Linked DNA regions of Homo sapiens: region 1 is linked to region 2. The links are chromatin loops, found by intact Hi-C in ENCODE. Cell type or tissue: mammary epithelial cell. All regions are shown on one strand. Links, peaks and the distances in the headings refer to the core of each region. The heading gives the core; the rest is flanking DNA.

The links. Hi-C counts contacts between places; a loop is a spot of excess contacts. Peaks named below come from ENCODE experiments on the same cell type or tissue, not always from the same donor. Only the 100,000 strongest peaks of a DNase experiment are listed, where the experiment ranks them.
Region 1: a loop joins it to region 2, with 9 times the contacts of the local background. A loop is called at or near these places in 7 of 110 quality-filtered maps.

Annotation. Positions count from the first base shown.
Region 1 is chr19:55,284,269-55,300,301 of GRCh38, reverse strand. BRSK1 (BR serine/threonine kinase 1) reads right to left here. Exons shown (of 19, transcript NM_032430.2): 1 at 15,724-16,033; 2 at 13,201-13,295; 3 at 13,003-13,088; 4 at 10,682-10,822; 5 at 6,169-6,285; 6 at 6,055-6,088; 7 at 5,905-5,973. The coding sequence starts at 15,859. Among named protein-coding and RNA genes, the nearest start is that of BRSK1, 8.3 kb to the right of the region's middle. In mammary epithelial cell, for the core only: a CTCF peak has its summit at 8,173 (motif pointing left); a DNase peak (open chromatin) is centred at 8,181.
Region 2 is chr19:55,138,818-55,145,395 of GRCh38, reverse strand. TNNT1 (troponin T1, slow skeletal type) reads left to right here. Exons shown (of 14, transcript NM_003283.6): 7 at 3,476-3,539; 8 at 4,094-4,210; 9 at 4,436-4,513. Among named protein-coding and RNA genes, the nearest start is that of TNNT1, 7.1 kb to the left of the region's middle. RefSeq lists a silencer at 3,622-3,847 and enhancers at 3,431-3,935, 4,065-4,124. In mammary epithelial cell, for the core only: a CTCF peak has its summit at 3,980 (motif pointing left); a DNase peak (open chromatin) is centred at 3,975.

The DNA of each region.
Region 1 (16,033 bases), core at 5,533-10,532, 150 kb before region 2:
AACTGACCTAGTACATGACAGTGCTGGGCCCACAGTCAGGACTGTTACAGGCTGGCTGCTGTGACGCACTGACCATAGACCCCACCACATCCTGCATTCTGACGTAGCCACCAGCCATGAAGCAGGGGACAAAATCACATCCCTGCCCTCCTGGAGTTGGCCTGGGACGCTGCCTGACACACACTCGACACTCAAGTCATCAGCAAAGGTGGTGGAATGAGCAGAGAAGTTGCATTCCAGAGGGGACAGGAAACAAACAAGCGAACGTATCATACGGGACGGGAGGGAATGCTTCCAATCACCAGGGCAAGGGTTGGAGGGGAGCCAAGGTGACCCCCCATGGACAAAGACTCATGGGAGGTGATGGTGTGAGCCTTTGAGGGCTTTTCCGGGTGTTGCAAGCTCCCAGTTGCCCCTGGTATCTGAGGCCTGTGGACGGAGAATGGGGAGATACAGAGAAGGCACCTCTGAATGCCGATCTTAGGGTGCGGAAGCCTGGGTTTGACTTCTGGTTGCCTGATGCTCAAGCACAGAGCCTCAGTTTCCTCTCCTCTGTGAAACGGACATAATGATCCTGCCAGGAAGGGTACGGTCTGGATTAAATATTATAACAACAGGCTGGGCATGGTGGCTGACACCTGTAATCCTAGCACTTTGGGAGGCCAAGGGGCGAGGATCACTTGAGTTCAGTAGTTTGACACCAGCCTGGCCAACGTGGTGAAACCCCATCTCTACTAAAAATACAAAATTTAGCCGGGCAAAGTGGCGGGCGCCTGTAATCCCAGCTACTCGGGTGGCTGAGGCAGGAGAATTACTTGAACCCAGGAGGCGGAGGCTGCAGTGAGCCGAGATCACACCACTGCACTCCATCCTAGGTGACAGAGAAAGTCTCCATCTCAAAAAAAACAAAAAACAAAACAAAAAAAAAAACCAAAACAAATTATAACAACAATACAGTTGATTCTTGTTATTCTTGAGAGTTCTGTTCTATAAAGTCACTGCAAACTCTCAACTAGTGAACGAGTCACGGCTACTGGAGGAACTATAGTTAGTAAGCTTCCTTTGACCCTCTCGTCACATTTTTGTCAACCAGTCATTACATGACCTTGTTTGTATGTGTTTCTGTTTAAAGACACTTTTCTTTTTTTATTGAGACGGAGTCTAGCACTGTAGCCCGGAGTGCAGTGGCATGACCTCGGCTCACTGCAGCCTCCGCCTCCCGGGTTCAAGCGATTCTCCTGCCTCAGCCTCCTGATTGGCCAGGCTGGTCTCGAACTCCTGACTTCGTGATCTGCCCGCCTCAGCCTCCTAAAGTGCTGGGATTACAGGCGTGAGCCACCGCACCCAGCTTAAAGACACCTTTCATATGTACTGTGTCATTGACGCGGAACTCATGGCCAGCAGCACTACAAGTCATTCCTGAACAAAGCATGCCCATCAGAGGGGCTTTCTCCAGAAGGGACATCACAGCCTCCCGCGCTTAGGAACACCAGACGGCACTTCAGAAGCACTTGGCTTCATGGCCATTTTAAACAACGAAATTGCCACCAACAACACAAAAATGTGAAAAACGTGACACGAAATAGGTGGTGAAAGGGGGATTGTTTACAGGATGAGAGCTGAAACAGGGTCACTTTGTTTGACCTCAGCCGGAAACCTGCACCTTGGGTGGGCGGCTCAGGTTTCCCCTGCTCTGGGCATGTCTGCCAATGACTGTGAAAGCACCTCCAGGACTATTTTGGGTTACAGATACATTTTGACAGGTAGGCAAATTTGCAAATATGGAATCTGCAAATGATGAGGAACTATTGGAACAAGAATAAACTACTAGGCCAGGTGCGGTGGCTCATGCCTGTAATCCCAGCACTTTGGAAGGCTGAGGTGGGCAGATCACTTGAGGTCAGGAGTTCAAGACCAGCCTGGCCAACATGGTGAAACCCCATCTCTACTAAAAATACAAAAATTAGCCAGAAATAACTTGAACCCAGGAGGTGGAGGTTGCCGCGAAGAAGATCAAGCCATTGCACTCCAGCCTGGGCTACAGAGCAAGACTAAGACTTCATCTCAAAAAAAAAAAAAAAAAAAAAAAAAAGAAGAAACAAAAAAAAAAGAATAAACTACTAATAATAATCATCAAGCATTGTGCCAGGGGCTTCACGTGCAGCATTTATTTAAACCCTCACAGTGGGCTGGGGGAAGTGGCTCACGCCTGTAATCCCAGCACTCTGGGAAGCTGAGGCGGGTGGATCACCTGAGGTCAGGAGTTCGAGACCAGCCTGGCCAACATGGAGAAACCCCATCTCTACTAAAAATACAAAAAAATTAGCCAGGCATGGTAGCAGGTGCCTGTAGTCCCAGCTACTTGGGAGGCTGAGGCAGGAGAATCTTGAACCTGGGAGGTGGAGGTTTCAGTGAGCCAAGATCGCACCATTGCACTCCAGCCTGGGCGACAAGAGCGAAACTCCGTCTCAAAATGAAAAAATAAATAGATAAAATAAAAATGAAAACAAAACCCTTACAATGATAGGTATGATGTGTATTTCCACGGTGCAGATGAGGACACTGAGGTAGGGTGACTGGCTCGCTCAGGGAGAGGGAGCAGGGATTGGAACTCGGCTGGATGGGCTCCAGAACCAGGCTTTTAGCCACCAAGTGAAGAAGGGCTGAGTTCTGAACATTCTTAGCTCGTCTCCAGAGCACCTCGGCTGCTCTCCCCATGGAGTGGTGAGCCCCAGGAAGCCAGCTTGGAGCTGGCCTCATTGCCCTTAGTATCCGTTATGTAGCCTGGTGGTTAAGAGACCAAGGACTGACCCCAGGCCTGCGGCTTATCAGCTGCGTGCCCGTGGGCCAGTCACTTCCCCTCCCTGGGACTGCTGAGGGAATTGTGTGAAATAACATGATCAGAACAGTGCCTGACATTAAAAAAACTGCTTATGGCTGGGCGTGGTGGCTCACACCTGTAATCCCAGCACTCCAGGAGGAAGAGGCGGGCGGAGGTCAAGTTCGAGACCAGCCTGGACAAAATGGTGAAACCCCATGTCTACTAAAAATACAAAAATTAGCCAGGCGTGGTGGCACATGCCTGTAGTCCCTGCTACTTGGGAGGCTGAGGCAGGAGAATCGCTTGAATCCAGGAGGTGGAGGTTGCAGTGAGCCGAGATGGCGCCACTACACTCCATCATGTGTGACAGAGCAAGAATCCGTCTCAAAAACAAACACACACAAACAAAAAAACTTATGTATTCTTTTTCTTTTCTACTTATTACTTATTTATTTATTTATTTTTGAGACGAGGTGTCACTCTGTCATCCAGGCTGGAGTTCGGTGGCATGATCATGGCTCACTACAGCCTTGACCTCCAGGGCTCAAGCAATCTTCCCACCTCAGCCTCCTGAGTAACTGGGACTACAGGCAGGTGCCACCATGCCTGGCTAATTTTTTTTTCATTTTTTTTGAGACGGAGTCTCGCTCTGTCGCCCAGGCTGGAGTGCAGTGGCATGATCTCGGCTCACTGCAAGCTCCGCCTCCCGGGTTCACACCATTCTCCTGCCTCAGCCTCCCGAGTAGCTGGGACTACAGGCGCCCGCCACCACTCCCGGCTAATTTTTTTTGTATTTTTAGTAGAGACGGGGTTTCACCACGTTAGCCAGGACGGTCTCGATTTCCTGACCTCGTGATCCGCCCACCTCGGCCTCCCAAAGTGCTGTGATTACAGGCGTGAGCCACCGCGCCCGGCAATGCCTGGCTACTTTCTTAACTTTCTTTTGAGATGGGGTCTTGCTTGCTATGTTGCCCAGGCTGGTCTTGAACTCCTGGGCTCAAGCAATCCTCCCACCTTGGCCTCCCAAAGTGCTGGGATTACTGGCGTGAGTCATTGCGCCCGGACAACTGCTGATTTATTCTCACTACAGGTGTTCACTGGGGACTTACATGTGTCAACTTTAGGTTTGCAAAGGCAAGCCAGCAAAATGAAATAAAACACACAAAGACAGATGCCCCAGACATCGGCCCTGACCTCAGGGAGTTGATGATACAGAAGGGAAGGGAGATGCCACTCAACGAATTAGGCAACAAAATGCACAGCGACAACTCTGATCGTTGCCAGGAAGAAGGGAGCCTACCACAGGGGGGTCTGACCTTACAGGAGTGGGGAGGAGGAGTGGGGGCAGGGGAAGCTTCCTGGAAATGTGACAACTGAGCAGAGAGCTTGAAGAAGTCTAGATATGAACTAGGTGAGCAACAAGGCTAATAGGTAGCAGAGTGTCCCAGGCAGAAAGGCCCTGTGGTAGGAGCAGGGCTGATAGCCTACGATCTGGCTATATATATATATTTTTAGATAGGGTCTCACTCTGTCGCCCAGGCTGGAGTGCAGTGACGCGATCTCAACTCATTGCAAACTCAACCTCCTGGGTTCAAGCGATTCTCCTGCCTCAGCCTCCTGAGTAGCTGGGACTACAGGCATGCGCCACCAAGCCCGGCTAGTTTTTGTATTTCTAGTAGAGATGGGGTTTCACCATGTTGGCCAGGCTGGTCTCAAACTTCTGGCCCCAGGTGATCTGCCTCCGCTCGGCCTCCTGAAGTGCTGGGATTACAGGTGTGAGCCTCCGTGCCCGGCCTGGTTATACTTGTTATTACAGTATCACAATGCCCTAGAATCAGCTGGTAAACAGTCATTGTATCAAGCCCTCCAGGTGCTCCTGGATGACTTGTTCCTTTCTGGGGTTCTTCCTGGAGACTATCCCATAGTTCTTTTATCTTTTTAACCCACAGTTCTGTGAATGAAAAGGTTAGCTCCCCACAGAGTGGGGGAACTCCAGGATCTTGGTCTGTTGGTTAATGTAGTATCTTTCCCATTACCAGTGAAATATTCGAGAGATGGGCTGGGTTCGGTGGCCTCACGCATGTAATCCCAACACTTTGGGAGACTGAGGTGGGCAGATCACTTGAGCCCAGGAGTTTGAGACCGACCAGGGAAACAAGGCGAAACCCTGTCTCTGTGAAAAATACAAAAATTAGCTGGGCGTGTTGGCAAGAGCCTATAATCCCAGCTGCTCGGGAGGCTGAGGCGGGAGGACTGCTTGAGCCTGGGAGATTGAGACTGCAGTGAGCCGTGATGGCGCCACTGCACTCCAGCCTGGGCGACAGAGAGAGATCCTCTCTCAAAAAATAAAAATAAAAATAAAAATAAAATAAATTCAGCTGCCGGGCACGATGGCTCATACTTGTAATCCCAGCATTCTGGGAGGCCGAGGAGGGTGGATCACTTGAGGCCAGGAGTTCGAAACCAACCTGGCCAACATGGTGAAACCCCGTCTCTACTAAAGATACAAAAATTAGCCAAGCATGGTGGCAGGTACCTGTAGTCCCAGCTAATCGGGAAGCTGAGGCAGGAGAATAGCTTGAACCCGGGCGGCGTAGGTTGCAGTGAGCCAAGACTGCACCACTGCACTCCAGCCTGGGCAACAGAGCAAGACTCTGTCTCAAAATACATAAATAAATAGGCCGGGTTCAGTGGCTCACACCTGGAATCCCAGCACTTTGGGAGGCAGAGGCAGGTGGATCACCTGAGGTCAGGAGTTGGAGACCAGCCTGGCCAATATGGCGAAACCCTGTCTCTACTAAAAATTCAAAAATTATCTGGAAGTGGTGGTGGGCGCCTGCAATCCCAGCTACTTGGGAGGCTGAGGCAGGAGAATTGCTTGAAGCTGGGAGGCAGAGGTTGCAGTGAGCTGAGATCACACCACTGCACTCCAGCCTAGGCGACGGGGCAAGACTCTGTCTCAAAATAAATAAATAAAATTCATAAATAAATTCAGGAGATGACCTGAGGATGGAAGGTACTGTCCTATGCTCCCACCAGGTGGGATTGATCTAGAAATGACAGGAGAGGTGAGGGCGCCTTACCACGAGCAGGGCGAAGAGGATGACTCCACAGCTCCACATGTCTGCCCGGCGGCCATCATATTTTTCCCCCTGGAAGGGAAGGCCAGTTGTGACTTCATCGCTCCTCACTGCTGCCTCCACCCCTCTCCCCTCTATCCGCCCCTCACTCACCTTAATCACCTCTGGACACGCATAATGGGGGGACCTGAGGGAGAGAGCTGATGTGAGCCTCCAGCCAGCTTCTAAACCCCTGCCCAGGGTCTCGGGAGCCCAGTCCCCACTCACCCGCAGCTGGTCTCCAGGAGGCTGTCCCCCACCTGCAGGGACGCCATGCCGAAGTCTGCAATGCGGATGTTGTTTTTCTCATCCAAAAGCAGGTTCTCGGGCTTTAGGTCTCTGTGGCTGAGACAGCCAGGTGGGACTCAGGCCTCTTCCTTCCTCCCAGGAGGCCCAGGCCCCACTGACTGGCTCTCACAGTGGAACACTTCTGCATACTTTTTGGATTTTTAGGGGATGAGAGACCATTTATTATCATTCATTAATTTTGGTCTTTTTAAAAATTTTTAATTTTTTATCATATGTATGTATGTATTTATTATTATTATTTTTGAGATGGAATCTCGCTCTGTCTCCCAGGCTGGAGTGCAGTGGCATGATCTCGGCTCACTGCAACCTCTGTCTCCTGGGTCCAAGTGATTCTCCTGCCTCAGCCTCCTGAGTAGCTGGGACTACAGGCCGCACCACCATGCCCAGCTAATTTTTGTATTTTTAGTAGAGACGGGGTTTCATTATGCTGGCCAGGCTGGTCTTGAGCTCCTGACCTCATGATCCGCCCGCCTTGGCCTCTCAAAGTGCTGGGATTACAGGTGTGAACCACAGCACCCAGCCTTATTTATTTATTTATTTATTTATTTATTGAGATGGAGTCTCATTCTATCACCCAGGCTGGAGTGCAGTGGCATGATCTCGGCTCACTGCAACCTCCGCATCCTGAGTTCAAGTGATTCTCCTGTTTCAGCCTCCTGAGTAGCTGGGATTGCAGGCATGTGCCACCACACCCAGCTAATTTTTGTATTTTTATTTTTTTTGAGACGAAGTCTCGCTCTGTTGCCTAGGCTGGAGTGCAATGGCGTGATCTCGGCTCACCACAACCTCCCGGGTTCAAGAAGTCCTGGGATTACAGGCATGAGCCACCGCGCCAGGCCTAATTTTTGTATTTTTAGTAGAGACAGAGTTTCACCATGTTGGCCAGGCTGGTCTTGAACTCCTGACCTCAGGTGATCCGCCTGCCTTGGCCTCCCAAAGTGCTGGAATTACAGGGGTGAGCCACCGCGCCCGGCCTATTTTGTTTTTTATTTTTAGAGATGGGCATTGCTTCTCGGCCTTTTGGCTAAGATCAAGTGTATGCTTAGAGATGGGGTCCCTTTCTGTTGCCCGGCCTGGAGTGCAGTACCACAGTCATAGCTCACTGCAGCCTTGACCTCCCCAGCTCAAGTGATCCTCTGGCCTTAGCCTCTTGAGTAGCTGGAGCCACAGGCGTGCATCACCATGTCTGGCTTTGGAAACTTTCCTTTTTTTTTTTTTTGAGACAGAGTCTCACTCTGTCGACCAGGCTGCAGTGCAGTGGCACGATTACGGCTCACTGCAACCTCCGTCTCCTGGGCTCAAGCAATTCTCCTGCCTCAGCCTCCCGAGTAGCTGGGATTATAGGCATGTGCCACCACGCCCAGCTAATTTTTGTATTTTCAGTAGAGACAGGGTTTCACCATGTTGGCCAGGCTGGTCTCGAACTCTTCACGTCAGGTAATCCACCTGCCTCGGCCTCCCAAAATGCTGGGATTACAGGCGTGAGCCACCGCGCCCGGCCTGGAAACTTTTTATAATAGACAATCACAAACGTGCCCAAAACTGGAGAGAAAGTAAGAGGAAGCCTCACTTACCCATCGCCCAGCTTCATCCATGATCATCTTAGGGCCAATCTGATCTCATCTCTGTCCCTTACATACTCCTCCCCAACCCAAATTAGTTTGTAGGACATCCCAGATGTCATATTAGTTTATCTGTAAGTATTTGAATATGTACAAAGTGAGCTATTTTGAGGTAAAGCTGATATGCAGCTGGTTCTTAAAATCCTTGGTTCCTGTCTTGGGACCTTCCCACCCTTGAACCAAACTCCTCAAGGTTTAAGGGTTGGTGTCTGGGGAGAGAGGGAGTGTAGGATTCTGCAGTTTTCATTTGGCCTGGTCATTAACTGGGTCAAACTTGTTAAATACGTTGAATATCTCCCCCTAGAGGCCAGGGTTTCAATATCAGGGTTTTGACAATCTTGTCAACAGGAAGGTGTGGAAAATTTAAACAGGGCCGGGTGCGGTGGCTCAAGCCTGTCATCCCAGTACTTCAGGAGGCCGAGGTGGGTGGATCACCTGAGGTCAGGAGTTCGAGACCAGCCTGGCCAACATGGTGAAACCCCATCTCTACTAAAAATACAAAAAATTAGCCGGGCATGGTGGCGGGTGCCTGTAGTCCCAGGTACTCGGAAGGTTGAGACAGGAGAATCGCTCGAACCTGGGAGGTGGAGGTTGCAGTGAGCTGAGATCGTGCCATTGCACTCCAGGATGGGTGACAGCGAGACTCCGTCTCAAAAAATAAAAAAAGACAAAAACCGAAAATTTAAGTAGGTGGCCTTTTTATCATCAAGCTTTACCCAAAGTCTGAGTCCCTCTACCGTGATCCCCACCCCATCTCCAAAAACACATCTTAGTGAGAGAGATGCGCAAATGAAGGAGGCTAAAAGATGAAGGCATTCATTTTGTACCTGAACAGTTAGAAAAACGTTGCACATTTAATATCTGATTTGGAGGCTAAAGTCAATTCAATGAAAAAAATAATAACTTTTCTTTTTTTTGAGACAGGGTCTCACTCTGTTGCCTCACTGCAGCCTCAACCTCCTGGGCTCAAGCAATCCTCCTACCACAGCTTCCCAAGTAGCTGGGACCACGGGCACACGCCACCACATCCAGCTAATTATTTTTATTTTTTGGAGAGATGGGGGGAATCTCACTTTGTTGCCCAGGCTGGTCTCGAACTCCTGAGCTCAGGTGATCTGCCCGCCTTGGCCTCCCAAAGTGCTGGGATTACAGGCATGTGCTACCATGCCCAGCCAAAAAAAAAATCTTTAAAAGTGGACACATAGGCCAGGCGCAGTGGCTCATGCCTTGAGCCCAGGAGTTTGAGACAAGCCTGGGCAACATAGCAAGACCCTGTCTCAATAACTAAACTAAACTAAAAATAAATGAATAAATAAATAACCCTTACTCAACCCTTACTTCACACCATATACAAAAATTAACTTGAAATGGATGCCAGACCTAAATGCAAGAGCTATAACTATACAACTTCTAGAAAATATACAGAAGACCTTAGTGACCTTGAGTTGGGCAAAAGTTTCTTAAATAGGACAGAAAAAGCATGAGGTGTAGGCCGGGCGCGGTGGCTCATGCCTGTAATCCCAGCACTTTGGGAGGCCGAGGCGGACGGATTACGAGGTCAGGAGATTGAGACCATCCTGGCTAACATGGTGAAACCCCGTGTCTACTAAAAATACAAAAAATTAGCCGGGCGTGGTGGCGGGCGCCTGTAGTCCCAGCTACTTGGGAGGCTGAGGCAGGAGAATGGCGTGAACCCGGGAGGCGGAGCTTGCAGTGAGCCGAGATCGCGCCACTGCACTCCAGCCTGGGTGACAGAGCAAGACTCCGTCTCAAAAAAAAAAAGAAAAAGAAAAAGCATGAGGTGTAAAATAAAAAAATCAACAAACTGGAATTTATCAAAATGAAAAATCTTTTGCTTTTCACAAGACTTATAAAAATGTAAAAACATGGCACAGACTTGGAGAAAATAATTTAAAAATGTATACTGATGAAAGACTTGCATCTAGAATAAACAATTCTTTTTTTCTTTGTTAAATTTTCCCCCTTGTTCTTGCTGTCATCATACAGAATAATTTTTAGGAATAATTTTGTTCCTAGAGTAATCTCTTGTTCCTAGAATAAAAAATTGTTACAAATCAATAATAAAAAGACTAAATCAAATTTTAAAAAATAACTGAATTAAAGATGGGCAAAGAGGCCGGGAGTGGTGGCTCACGCCTGTAATCCTAGCACTTTAGGAGGCCTAGGCGGGCAGATCACCTGAGGTCAAGAGTTCGAGACCAGCCTGGCCAACATGGTGAAACCCCGACTTTACTAAAAAAATACAAAATTAGCCAGGTGTAGTGGTGTGCACCTGTAATCCCAGCTACTCCGGAGGCTGAGGCAGGAGAATCAATTGAACCTGGGAGGCAGAGGTTGTAGTGAGCCAAGATCACACCATTGCACTCCTGCTGGGCAACAAGAGCAAAACTCCATCTCAAAAACAAAACAAAACAATACAAAAAGGGCCATGTATCGTATGATTCCATTTATATAAAACGTCTAGAATAGGTAAATCCATACAGACAGAACATAGGTTGCCGGGGGCTGGGGGCAGGAGGGGAATGGGGAGTGACTGCTTACTTAATGGGTACAGGGTGAGAAAATGTTCTAAAATTCCACAGTGGCAGATGTATACCACTGCAAATATATCAAAAACCACTGAATTACACACTCTAAAAGGAGGAATTTTCTGGTGTATGAGTTATGTCTCAATGGGATAAAGGTTTGGGGGCCGACCACATGGCTTTTGCTCAGCCCTCCACATGCCCCCAAGGGCCTGTCTGCTGGGCAGCCCTCAGCCCCTCCTCCCCCTCAAGCTGCCCACTCACCAGATGGAGTAGCTGTGGCAGAAGTCCAGCGCAGACACAATCTGGCGGAAGAACTTTCGGGCCTCCTTGGGCGTCAGTCTCCCCTTCTTTACCAGGTAGTCGAATAGCTCACCCCCCGAGACGTGCTCCAGAACCAGGTACCTAAAGGATATAGAGGGGGCAGAGGGCTGGAAGGGGCATGTGGAGGACCAAAGGGCCTGGTCTCCCACTTCCACTGGCTCCTGGTGGCAGAGAACTCCAATTCCCATGATCCTTGGGAGAAAGAGACTCCAATTCCCATGGGTCCCTGGGAGGAAGAGACTCCAGTTTCCATTAATTCCTGGGAGGAAGAGATTCCAGTTCCCATCACTCCCTGGGAGGAAGTGACTCCAGTTTCCACCAGCCTCTAGGAAACCAAACTCAAGTCCCATTAGCCCTGGGCAGTAGAGCCTCCCATGTCAGCTTCAGAGGGGAACCAACACTTTGACTCATAATGGTTTCAGGAGATAAGGCGACTCTATTAGCACCTGAAGGTCAAAGACCCCAATTCTTATAGGACCCTGGGAAGTGAAGATACCCCTACTCCTATTAGCCCCTAGAAAGCCAAGCCTCTAATTCCCTCTGGAGTGAGGAAACTCAAATTTGAATTCATTTTCGAGTATTAACGATTGCAAGGTTGCACCAGTCCAAGCCAGCTTCTGTGAGGCAATAGACGACAACTCCCATCAGCGCCTAGAAGTTAAAAACCCCCACTTCTGGCCAGACACGGTGGCTTATGCCTGTAATCCCAGCACTTTGGGAGGCCGAAGTGGGTGGATCACTTGAGATCAGGAGTTCAAGACCAGCCTGACCAACATGGTGAAACCCCGTCTCTACTAAAAATACAAAATTAGCTGGGCGTGGTGGTGCGTGCCTGTAATCCCAGCCACTCGGGAGGCTGACGCAGGAGAATCACTTGAACCCAGGAGGTGGAGGTTGTGGTGAGCCGAGATCGAGCCATTGCACTCCAGCCTGGGCAACAAGAGCAAAACTCTGTCTCAAAAAAACAAAACAACAAAAAAACCCCCAAACTCCCTTCCCATAAGCCTCTGGGACACGGGGTTCCAGTTTCCATCAACCATTTTTTTTTGTTGTTGTTGTTGTTTGGAGTTTTTTTTTTTTTTTTTTTGAGACAGAGTCTTGCTCTGTCGCCCACGCTGGAATGCAGTGGCACGATCTTGGCTCACTGCAGCCTCTGCCTCCCAGGTTCAAGCAATTCTCCCACCTCAGCCTCCCAAGTAGGTAGGACTACAGGTGTACCACCACACTCAGCTAATTTTTGTATTTTTTGTAGAGACGGGGTTTTGCCATGTTGCTCAGGCTGGTCTCGAGCTCTTCAAGAAATCCGCCCATCTTGGCCTCCCAAAGTGTTGAGATTACAGGCATGAGCCACCGCGCCTGGCCCCAAAAGCTCAATTTCTATGAGCTCTTAGATGGCTGGGATTCCTGCCCGAAGCATAAACTCCCATGGCCCTGCCTCCCTACGCCAAGAGTGGAGTGGGAGCGACCATGCACCGGTCCGGACAATAGCCCCTCCCTACCACCACACCTGGGAAAGCCTGAGAGCAGGTCCCATGAGCGCCGGGCAGACAGCTTCCCGTGTGGTGAAACCTGCGCCAGCATCGACGGACCTGATGTCAGTTCATCCGGGGGACTGGGTGCCGGGGGGGAACACGAGGGCTGTCCCCTCTCCGGCTTCCCAGCCCAGCTGTCCTTTGGGTCACCAGAGTTTGGACAAAGAGGCCCATTCTCTGGAGTCTGGACAGCTGGACCCCCACCCCCATCCTTCCTGGCGGGTGATTGACTTTGAGATAGTGACTCAGACCTCCTAAGGCGGCCCATTGTTGGGGTGTCCAGCCACGGCACCCGAAGTTATGCCGGGGGAGGAGGGGGGCTCTCCAGTGCTCCAGAGTTGGGGTTTGGGAAGATCCTTTGGGCTTTGCTAGGCCCCTTGCCTTACAAACAGGAGGCATCTGCCCATAGCAGATTGGGTCTGGTCGAGGGCACCCTGCTTGTCTAGCAGAGCGCATTCCATGCAGTGCCACAGGGCGAGGAGCTGGAGCTGGGGACACGGTAGGAGGATGGTTGCCCTTGGCCTCAGGCCCAACACAGCGTGACAACAGTGGGGTTCCCTGTGTGTCAGGGGCTTCCCTGTGCAACAGGCAAGGAACTGGGCCTTCAGCGGTCCAGCCTGGAGAGCTGCAGGTCCCCCAGGTCCCCCTAGGCCCTGTTTCTGGAGAAGTCCCACCCTGGTAACCTGGAGAGGGAGGATGGGGTAGGGCTGGGTGTCTATAAATACCTACAAATATTTCTTGTTCTCGTAGACGTCGTGGAGCTTGAGGACATGTGGGTGTTCGATGAGCTTCAGGATGGCGATCTCCCGCTCCACCTGAGGGTCAAGAGGGGTGGGGACACGGGAAAAGAGGTCAGCACGGCCCCGCCCCTGCCCTCAGCCCCGGAGGCCCCCCCACCCGCAGGCACACTGCAGCAGGCGCACACACCTTCATCAGCACCGACTCCGACAGCTTCTCCCGGTTCACGATCTTGATGGCGACCTTCTGACCCGTGATGCAGTGGACCCCGAGTTTAACCAGCCCTGCAGGAGCAGGGTGAAAATGTGGGGTGTTCCGCCGGGTCCCCTTCGTCCCCAGCGCCTATGTCCCCCCTTGGCCACCCTGTTTGCTCCTTCCTCCTGGGCTGGCTGTTTAACAATGGCCTGAACACATCAGACCTGAACTCCTGGGGCTGAGAGCCCACACTCCCACAAAACCACCCTTCCCCTCCCTCCTGCCAGTCCGTTCCTCCTGACTGTCCATCCAGCCAGGTGCCCCTCTCCTCTGCCAGCCACCCCCTGGCCCTCACCCTCTCCGTCCTGGGGAGCCCGCCTGCCACGCATTCTTTCCTCACCGTGTCTCCCCGAGTCTGTCTCCTCCAAGCCCCCGCCCCCCCACTTTCTCTGTCTCTCTCCATCAATTCCTTGTATTCTCTGCTTTTCAATCTTTTGGAGACCCTATGACTCCCAACGAATATAGTCTCACATTTGCCCCCTCCCCAGACCACCCTCCACCTCCTCCTGAATCCCCTCCCAGTGAATATAATCTCACATTTGCCCCTCCCCAGATCACCCTCCACCTTCTCCTGAACCCCCAGCCTCAACTGCCTTCCTGGGTCTTCTCTTCATGGCAGCCCTAACAGACAGCACACAGACACCAAGGGTATGTCCGGTCTCCTAGCCCACACCTCTCCTCAGGACCCTCGACTCCAGGACCTGAGCCCCCAAAGCCACAGACCTAGCCCTGACTAGCCCCTAAAGCTGCAGGCCCAGGCGTCCAGACCCCCAGCCCCTCCTCCCTCAGACCCAGGAGTCCAGGCCCCCATTCCATCCTCCCTCAGACCCAGGAGTCCAGACCCCAGCCCCTCCTCCCTCAGACCCAGGAATCCAGCCCCCCCAGCCCCTTCCTCCCTCAGACCCAGCACTCCAGGCCCCCAGCCCCTCCTCCCTCAGACCCAGCACTCCAGGCCCCCAGCCCCTCCTCCCTCAGACCCAGCACTCCAGACCCCCAGCCCCTCCTCCCTTAGACTCAGCACTCCAGACCCCCAGTTCCTCCTCCCTCAGACCCAGCACTCCAGGCCCAGCCCCTCCTCCCTCAGACCCAGTCCAGGTCTGACCCCTTCTTCTCCTGTAACTCAGGAATTCAGGTCAGCAACACCTTCACACTCTTACCACTCAGGATCTGGGACTTTGACCCTCTCCTTTTCCCTAGGGTCTCAGCTCCCAGTTACGGCCCAGTCGGTCCCCACTCCTGCCAGCTCTGGCCCTGAGCTTCATAGAGACTCTGGGCGTTCAGCTCCCATGTCACCTCCACCCACCATCCATCCGGCAGGAAGGAGGCCGCGGCCGGTGGCCAGCGTTCAGCAACAGCAGAGGATGAACGCCCTTTCCACAGCCGCTCCAGGAGACGCGCCTGCTGCAGCCCACCTTCCCACCCTCCATCCTGTTTCCCACTCTGAGCCAGCATGCCAGAGAAGGGGAGAATGTCTTAGGCCCCACGGCCCCTGTCACCCCAACCTGCTGCCTGGAGAACTGGAGGCCAGAGGACAGTGGGGAGGGAAGAGGTTTCCCAGGATGGATGCACTGCACCCCGGTCTGCAGCTGTACTGCAGCAAGAACCTCAGGTCCCAGCCCGGCCCCACTCTGCAGGCCGCCTCCATCCCCTCCCTGGCCCTGGAGCCCCTCCAGCCTCTGCCCCTATGGGGACTGGAGCACTGGGGCCCCAAACTCCCTGTCCCAACACTCAAGGTTCCGACCGCCCTCCTCCCTCAGACTCAGGAGTCCAGGCCCCCAGCCCCTCCTCCTTCAGACCCAGGAGTTCAGCACCCCTGCCCCTCCTCCCTCAGACCCAGGAGTCCAGACCCCAGACCCTCTTCCTTCATACTCAGGAGTCCAGGCCCCCAGGCCCTCCTCCCTCAGACCTGAAAGTCCAGGACCGCAGTCCCTCCTCCCTCAAACCCAAAAGTCCAGGACCCCAGTCCCCTCCTCCCTCAGACCCAGAAGTCCAGACCCCCAGCCCCTCCTCCCTCAGACCCTGGAGTCCAGGCCCCCAAGCCCTTCTCCTTCAGACCCAGGAGTGCAGGCCACCAGCCTCTCCTCCCTCAGACTCCGGAGTCCAAGCACAGCCCCTCCTCCCTGAAACCCAGGAGTCCAGACCCCCAGGCCCTCCTCCCTGAAACCCAGGAGTCCAGGCCCCCAGGCCCTCCTCCCTCAGACCTAGGAGTCCAGTGCCCAGCCCCTCCTCCCTCAGACCCAGGAGTCCAGGCCCCCAGCCCCTCTCCTCCAGGACCTGAGTCTGCGCCCCCCACCCCCTCCATCCAGGGACCCAGGAGTCTGAATCCCAAGTCCCTTCTCTATGAGGGGCCCAGGGGTCTGGGCAGCCAGCCCCTGCCATTTGAATACCCTGAGTCCCGCCTCTGCCGCCACCTCCACCCTGCCCCCCGCCCCAGGTGTCCCCTTCTGCTAGGCTCACCTGTCTGTCCTTTGCCCAGCGTCTTCTCCAGCCGATAGGGGCCCACATATTGGGCGTGCTGGGGTGGGTGGGGGTGGGGGTGGGGGAGGTGGTAGGCGGGAGAGCCCCCACCTCCCTCCTTGGCCCCGGACGACATGGTGCCCTTGGTCCCGGCCCGACCGGTCCCCCGGCCGCCCCCCCTGCGGCCGTCGCCCCGTCTCTCCGGTGGGGGCCGGCGACCGCTCCGTCCCGGCCCCCCCGGCTGCCCCCCACCTCTCCGGGGGTCCCCAGGGGGCTGGGCTGGCCCCCCCCAGTCGGCGGGCCGCGGAGC
Region 2 (6,578 bases), core at 922-5,921:
CTTTCCCTCCTCCCTCCTCTCCCTCCTCCTCCCTCCTCCTCCTCCACTTCCTCTTCTTCCCCTTCCCCTTCTCCTTCTCCTTCCCCTTCTTCTTCATCGTGGTCATAGTCTCCACCCTGTTACCCAGGCTAGAGTGCAGTGACCCAATCCTGGCCCACTGCCTCAACATCTTGGGCTCAAGCAATCCTCCCATCTCAGCCTCCTGAGTAGCTGGGACCACAGGCATGTGCCACCACACCTGGTTTTTTTTTTTTTTTTTCTTTTTGTAGAGATGAGGTCTTGCTATGTTGCTTAGGCTGGTCTTGAACTCCTATCCTCAAGCAGTTCTCCCACCTTGGCCTCCCAAAGTGCTGGGATTACAGGCGCAAGCCACCATGCCCAGCCAGTCTGTTTCCTTCTTTCCACCCAGTGGTCCCTCTTCCCCTCGCGCCTTTACCATCACCCCAGCCTCCTCTCTGGCCTCCCTGCCTACAACTTGTGGCTCATCCTCCTCCATGACTCGAGAGAGACTTTTCTAACACCAGAGCTAACCCTGCCCCTCCTCTGCTCAGAATCTTTCCTCAACTCCCCACTACTCTTAAGACGCAGTCAAAGCAACTAGCCTGCATTCAAAGCCTTCCCCATCTGGCTCCAGCGGACCTTTCCGGCATCTGCCTTCCCCACTGACAGACACACAGCGTTTCATGGTTCTCTAGCCATGCCTGTGCTTTCATACCCCTGAGCCTTTGCACACACTGTGCCCTCTGCCTGCGCAGCGGCAGGTGGGAGGATCACTTGAGGATAGGAGTTCAAGATCAGCCTAAGTAACAAAATGAGATCCCCCACATCTCTACAAAAAATTTTAAAAAATTAGCCGGGCACAGTGGCACACACCTGTGATTCCAGCTACTCAGGAGGCTGAGGAAGGAGGATTGTTCGAACCCAGGATTTGGAGGCTGCAGTGAGCTATGATTACACCACTGTACTCCAGCCTGGGCAACAGAGCAAGACCCTGTCTCTAAAACATAAATAAAAATAAGGGAATGGGGCCGGGCGCAGTGGTTCATGCCTGTAATTCCAGCACTTTGGGAGGCTGAGGGGGGCGGATTACCTAAGGTCAGGAGTTTGAGACCAGCCCGGTCAACATGGTGAAACTCTGTCTCTACTAAAAATACAAAAGAATTAGCCAGGTATTGTGGTGGGCACCTGTAATCCTAGCTATTTGGGAGGCTGAGGCAGGAGAATCGCTTGAACCGGGAGGCAGAGGTTGCAGTGAGTCAAGATCGTGTCATTGCACGGCAGCCTGGGCAACAAGAGTGAAACTCCATCTCAAAAAAAAAAAAAGGGGGTGGGGTGGGGTGGGGGAATGGACTGAGAGGGATTCCAAGGCAAAGGGACAGGACTTGGGGATTGTTGGGCAAGGGGAGGGAAGCAATGGGGACAACCCCGAAGGGTCTCTGGGCTGGGGAACAAAGTGGACAGTGGGGCTGCCATCTCCTTCTCAGAGAAGTTGGTGAGCTCCATCAGGACGTCATGTGTGGGAAGGTGGGAAAAGTTCAGGAGATACCTGTTAGCTTGAGTCTGGGGCTTAGGAGAGAGTCTGGACCAGAGACAGTTGGCGAGTCCTCAGCAGTTGATGATACCTGAAGTCATTGGAGTGAATGGCATTGATGATGAGAAAAGGGAAAAGGAAAGCTCACTGGCAGCTCACGGGGCTGTCGGGGCAGGAGATAGGGATGGAACAGCCAGAGGGGTGGGAGGCAAGCCGGTATTCATTCCTGTACAATATGGTAAGCCATATTTTATTCCCACACATGACGCCCTGATGGAGCTTATCGACTTTTCCAAGATGGAGATGACGGCCCTGCTGTACACTTGGCCCCCTGGCCCAGAGACCCTTGGGGATTGTCCTCACCTCTTCCCTCCCCTTGCCCAGCATCCCCTAAGTCCTGTCTGCTTCATCTTGGAATCGCTCTTCACTGTCTCAGAAACCCAGAAAAGAGAATTCCAAGGAAGTGGCAGGAAATCAGAGCAGGCTGAGGGCTGAGCCTCAGAGCGGCACCACCCAATAGAAATAGATGGCAAGCCACACACGTCACTTACAATTTCTTACTAAAGGCTGGGCGCAGTGGCTCACGCCTATAGTCCCAGCACTCTGGGAGGCTGAGGCGGGAGGATCACTTGAGCTCAGAAGTTCAAGACCACCCTGGACAACATAGTGAAACGCCATCTCTTTTTTTTTTTTTTTGAGATAGAGTCTCCCTCTGTCACCCAGGCTGGAGTGCGATGGCACGATCTCGGCTCACTGCAATCTCTGCCTCCGGGGTTCAAGCGATTCTCCTGCCTCAGCCTCCTGAGTAGCAGGGATTACAGGCACGTACCACCATGCCCAGCTAATTTTTTTTTTTAATTTCTAGTAGAGATGGGGTTTCACCATGATGCCCAAGCTGGTTTTGAACTCCTGACCTCAAGTGATTCGCCCACCTTGGCCTCCCAAAGTGCTAGGATTACAGGCGTGAGCCACCGCGCCCAGGCTGTGAAACGCCATCTCTACAAAAAATTTAAAAATGGCTGGGCGCAGGGGCTCCTGCCTGTAATCCCAGCACTTTGGGAGGCTGAGGCAGGCAGATCGCCTGAGGTCGGGAGTTCAAGACCAGCTTGGCCGGCATGGTGAAACCCCGTCTCTACTAAAAATACAAAAATTACCCAGGCGTGGTGGCAGGCGCCTGTAATCCCAACTACTCGGGAAGCTGAGGCAGGAGAATCGCTTGAATCTGGGAGGTGGAGGTTGTTGTGGTGAGCAGAGATGGCGCCACTGCATTCCAGCCTGGGTGACAGAGTGAGGCTCTGTCTCAAAAAAAAAAAAAAAATTCTTACTAGGCATATTTTTTAAAGTACAACAATATAGGAAAAATTAATTTTCATAGCACAGTTTTTTTAATCTGTTATATAATGTTTTATCATTTCAACATGTAATCAGTATAAAACATGATTAGTGCCGGGCGCGGTGGCTCACACCTGTGATCCCAGCACTTTGGGAGGCCGAGGCGGGCGGATCACGAGGTCAGGAGATCGAGACCATCCTGGCTAACACAGTGAAGCCCCGTCTCTACTAAAAATACAGAAAAATTAGCCAGGCTTGGTGGTGGGCGCCTGTAGTCCCAGCTACTCGGGAGGCTGAGGCAGGAGAATGGCGTGAACCCAGGAGGCGGAGCTTGCAGTGAGCCGAGGTGGCGCCACCGCACTCCAGCCTGGGTGACAGAGCAAGACTCCGTCAAAAAAACAAAACAAAACCAACAACAACCAAAAAAACATGAGTAGTGAGGTATTTTACCTTCTTTTGTGTGTTTCACTGACAGCCCGCCTCAGCTGGGACCCTCCACGTTCAGGAGCCTCCCGGGGCTGGCGGCTACCTCACTGGACGGCACATCCCGGAGGTGGGAGGTGGCTCAGGGAGGTCGGGCCACTCATGGTCTCTGTGTTTCTGTCCACTCAGCCGCCCCGTGGTGCCTCCTTTGATCCCGCCAAAGATCCCAGAAGGGGAGCGCGTTGACTTCGATGTAAGTGACAAGAGACCCCTCCGCAGGCGCAGTTGCTAGTCTTTAAGGGGCCTTTGTGTCAATCATGAAAAGGCGCCGGCCGGGCGCGGGGCCTCATGCCTGTAATCCCAGCACTTTGGGAGGCTGAGGTGACCCACCTGAGGTCAGGAGTTCGAGACCAGCCTGGTTAATATGGTGAAACCCCGTCTCTACTAAAAATACAAAAATTAGCCGGGCGTGGTGGCAGGTGTCTGTAATCCCAGCTACTCGGGAGGCTGAGGCAGGAAAATCGCTTGAACCTGGGAGGCGGAGGTGGCGGTGAGCCGAGATCGCGCCATTTCACTCCAGCCTGGGAGGAAAAAAAAAAAAAAAGGCGCCGGTCCCCACTCCCCACTCCCGTCTTTGGGAAGCCTGTCCTTGGAAGAGCTGATTAGTGTCAAACACGAGGCATTGCTGCCACCTGCTGGATACCGTCCTGGGAAACGGTTCAGTTCACCATCCTGCATGGGGGAGGTGCTGGGAGGCTGCTGCCCCCTCCAGGGTCTCCTAGGACGGGCTGCCCGTGTGTCCTGCAGGACATCCACCGCAAGCGCATGGAGAAAGACCTGCTGGAGCTGCAGACACTCATCGATGTACATTTCGAGCAGCGGAAGAAGGAGGAAGAGGAGCTGGTTGCCTTGAAGGAGCGCATTGTGAGCCGAGAGTCCGGGTTCCCCCCGGTCTTCCTCCCTCCATGTGGATCCCTTGCATCTTGGGAGATGCAGATAATAGTTTTCCTCCTAGTACAGAGCTGAGCCTTAGGCTTTCGCGAATTCACCCAAGTCGGTGGCCACACTCCAATCTGTTTATTAGCCTACTCTGGGGAAGGAAGACTGGGGGTACGTCCCTGCACCCCCTTATGCTTCTCCGTTTCCCAGGAGCGGCGCCGGTCAGAGAGAGCCGAGCAACAGCGCTTCAGAACTGAGAAGGAACGCGAACGTCAGGCTAAGCTGGCGGTGGGTGCCTCCCCTGCCCTGAGAGCCCAAATGTTACTTCTTCAGCCGGATGCCCATTTTGTTATTATTATTATTATTATTATTATTACTATTATTATTATTCTTTGAAACGGAGTCTAGCTCTGTCGCCCAGGCTGGAGTGCAGTGGCACGATCTCAGCTCACTGTAACCTCTGCCTTCCAGGTTCAAGCGAATCTTCTGCCTCAGCCTCCCCAGTAGCTGGGACTACAGGTGCGCACCACCACGCCCGGCTAAATTTTGTATTTTTAGTAGAGATGGGGTGTCACCATGTTGGCCAGGATGGTCTTGATCTTCTGACCACATGATCCGCCCACCTCAGCCTTCCAAAGTGCTGGGATTACAGGTGTGAGCCACCGCATCCGGCCTATTATTATTTTTTATTCGTTTATTTGGAAATAGGGTCTTGCTCTGTCACCCAGGCTGAAGTGCAGTGGTGTGATCCTAGCTCACTATAACTAGGACCTCCTGGGCTCAAATGATTTTCCCACCTCAGCCTCCAGAGTCGCTGGAACTATATAGGCTGCGCCACTCTGCCCCACTAGTTTTTTTTATTTTTTTATTTTTTGTAGAGACAGCATTTTGCCATGTTGTCCAGGCTGGTCTTCAACTCCTAAGCTCAAGCAATCCACCTGCTTTCACCTCCCAAAGTGCTGGGATGACAGGCATGAGCCATCGTGCCCGGCCTGGATTCTCCATTTTCTTCTTTTCCCTTTTTTTTTAATTTTAATTTTTTTTTTTTCTGAGACAGTCTCGCTCTGTCACCCAGGCTGGAGTGCAGTGACGCGATCTCAGCTCACTGCAACCTCCGCCTCCTGGTTCAAGCAATTCCCCTGCCTCAGCCTCCTGAGTAGCTGGGATTACAGGCACCTGCCACCAGGCTCGGCTAATTTTTGTATTTTTAGTAGAAATGGGGTTTCTCCATGTTGGTTCAGGCTGGTCTTGAACTCCTGACCTCAGGTGATTCACCCCCTTGGCCTCCCAAAGTGCTAGGATTACAGGCATGAGCCACCATGCCTGGCCATTGTCATCATTATTACTATTATTATTATTTTTTTTTATTTGAGATAGGGTCTTTCTATGTTGCCCACGTTGTTCCCAAACTCCTGGGCTCAAGTGATCCTCCTGCCTCAGCCTCCCGAGTAGCTGGGATTACAGCCACCTGCCCGTCACCCAGCTGTGAAGGGGATTTTGCAGATGTGATTAAATTAAAGATCTTGAGATGGGAAGGTTGTCCTGGATTACCTGTGGGGAAGGGCAAGATCATCACAAGGGTCCTTATAAGAGGAAGGCCAGAGGGTCAGACTGAGAGATTTGAAGATGCTGCATGGCTGCCTCTGAAGATGAAAGAAGGTCCATGGGCCCAGACATGCAGGCAGCAGCTGGAAAAGGGAAGGGAATGAATTCTCCCCTAGAACCTCCAGAATAAATTGGTTCTGTTCACAACTTGATTCCAGCCCAGGGGGACCAATTTCAGATGTCTGATCTGCAGAGCTGTAAGATAACAAATCTGCATTGTTTTTCTGCCACTAAATTTGCAAATTACAGCAGTGATAGGAAACTAAGTTTAGGCGCGATGGCTGACGCCTGTAATCCCAGCACTTTGGGAGACCGAGACAAGTGGATCACCTGAGGCCAGGAGTTTGAGACCAGCCTGGCCAACATGGTGAAACCCTGTTTGTACTAAAAATACAAAAATTAGCTGGTAATGGTGGCACATGTCTGTAATCCCAGTTACTTGGGAGGCCGAGGCAGGAGAATCACTTGAACCCAGGAGGTGGGGGTTGCAGTGAACAGAGCAGAGATTGCACCACTGCACTCCAGCCTGAGTGACAGAGCGAGACTCCATCTCAAAAACAGAAAGGAAACTAATTCAGGTACGGAGTGCTGGGTGTACAAAAAGCCTCATGTCCACCATAAGGAGACGGGGCTCAGCCTGGACAAACCACTGTTTCTGGAACATTCAATGAAGAGTTTCTCGAATGTCGTAATGCCTTCGCTCAATATTCCAGAACCCCTTCCTCAGGCTCAAGGCCATCAGCCTCTT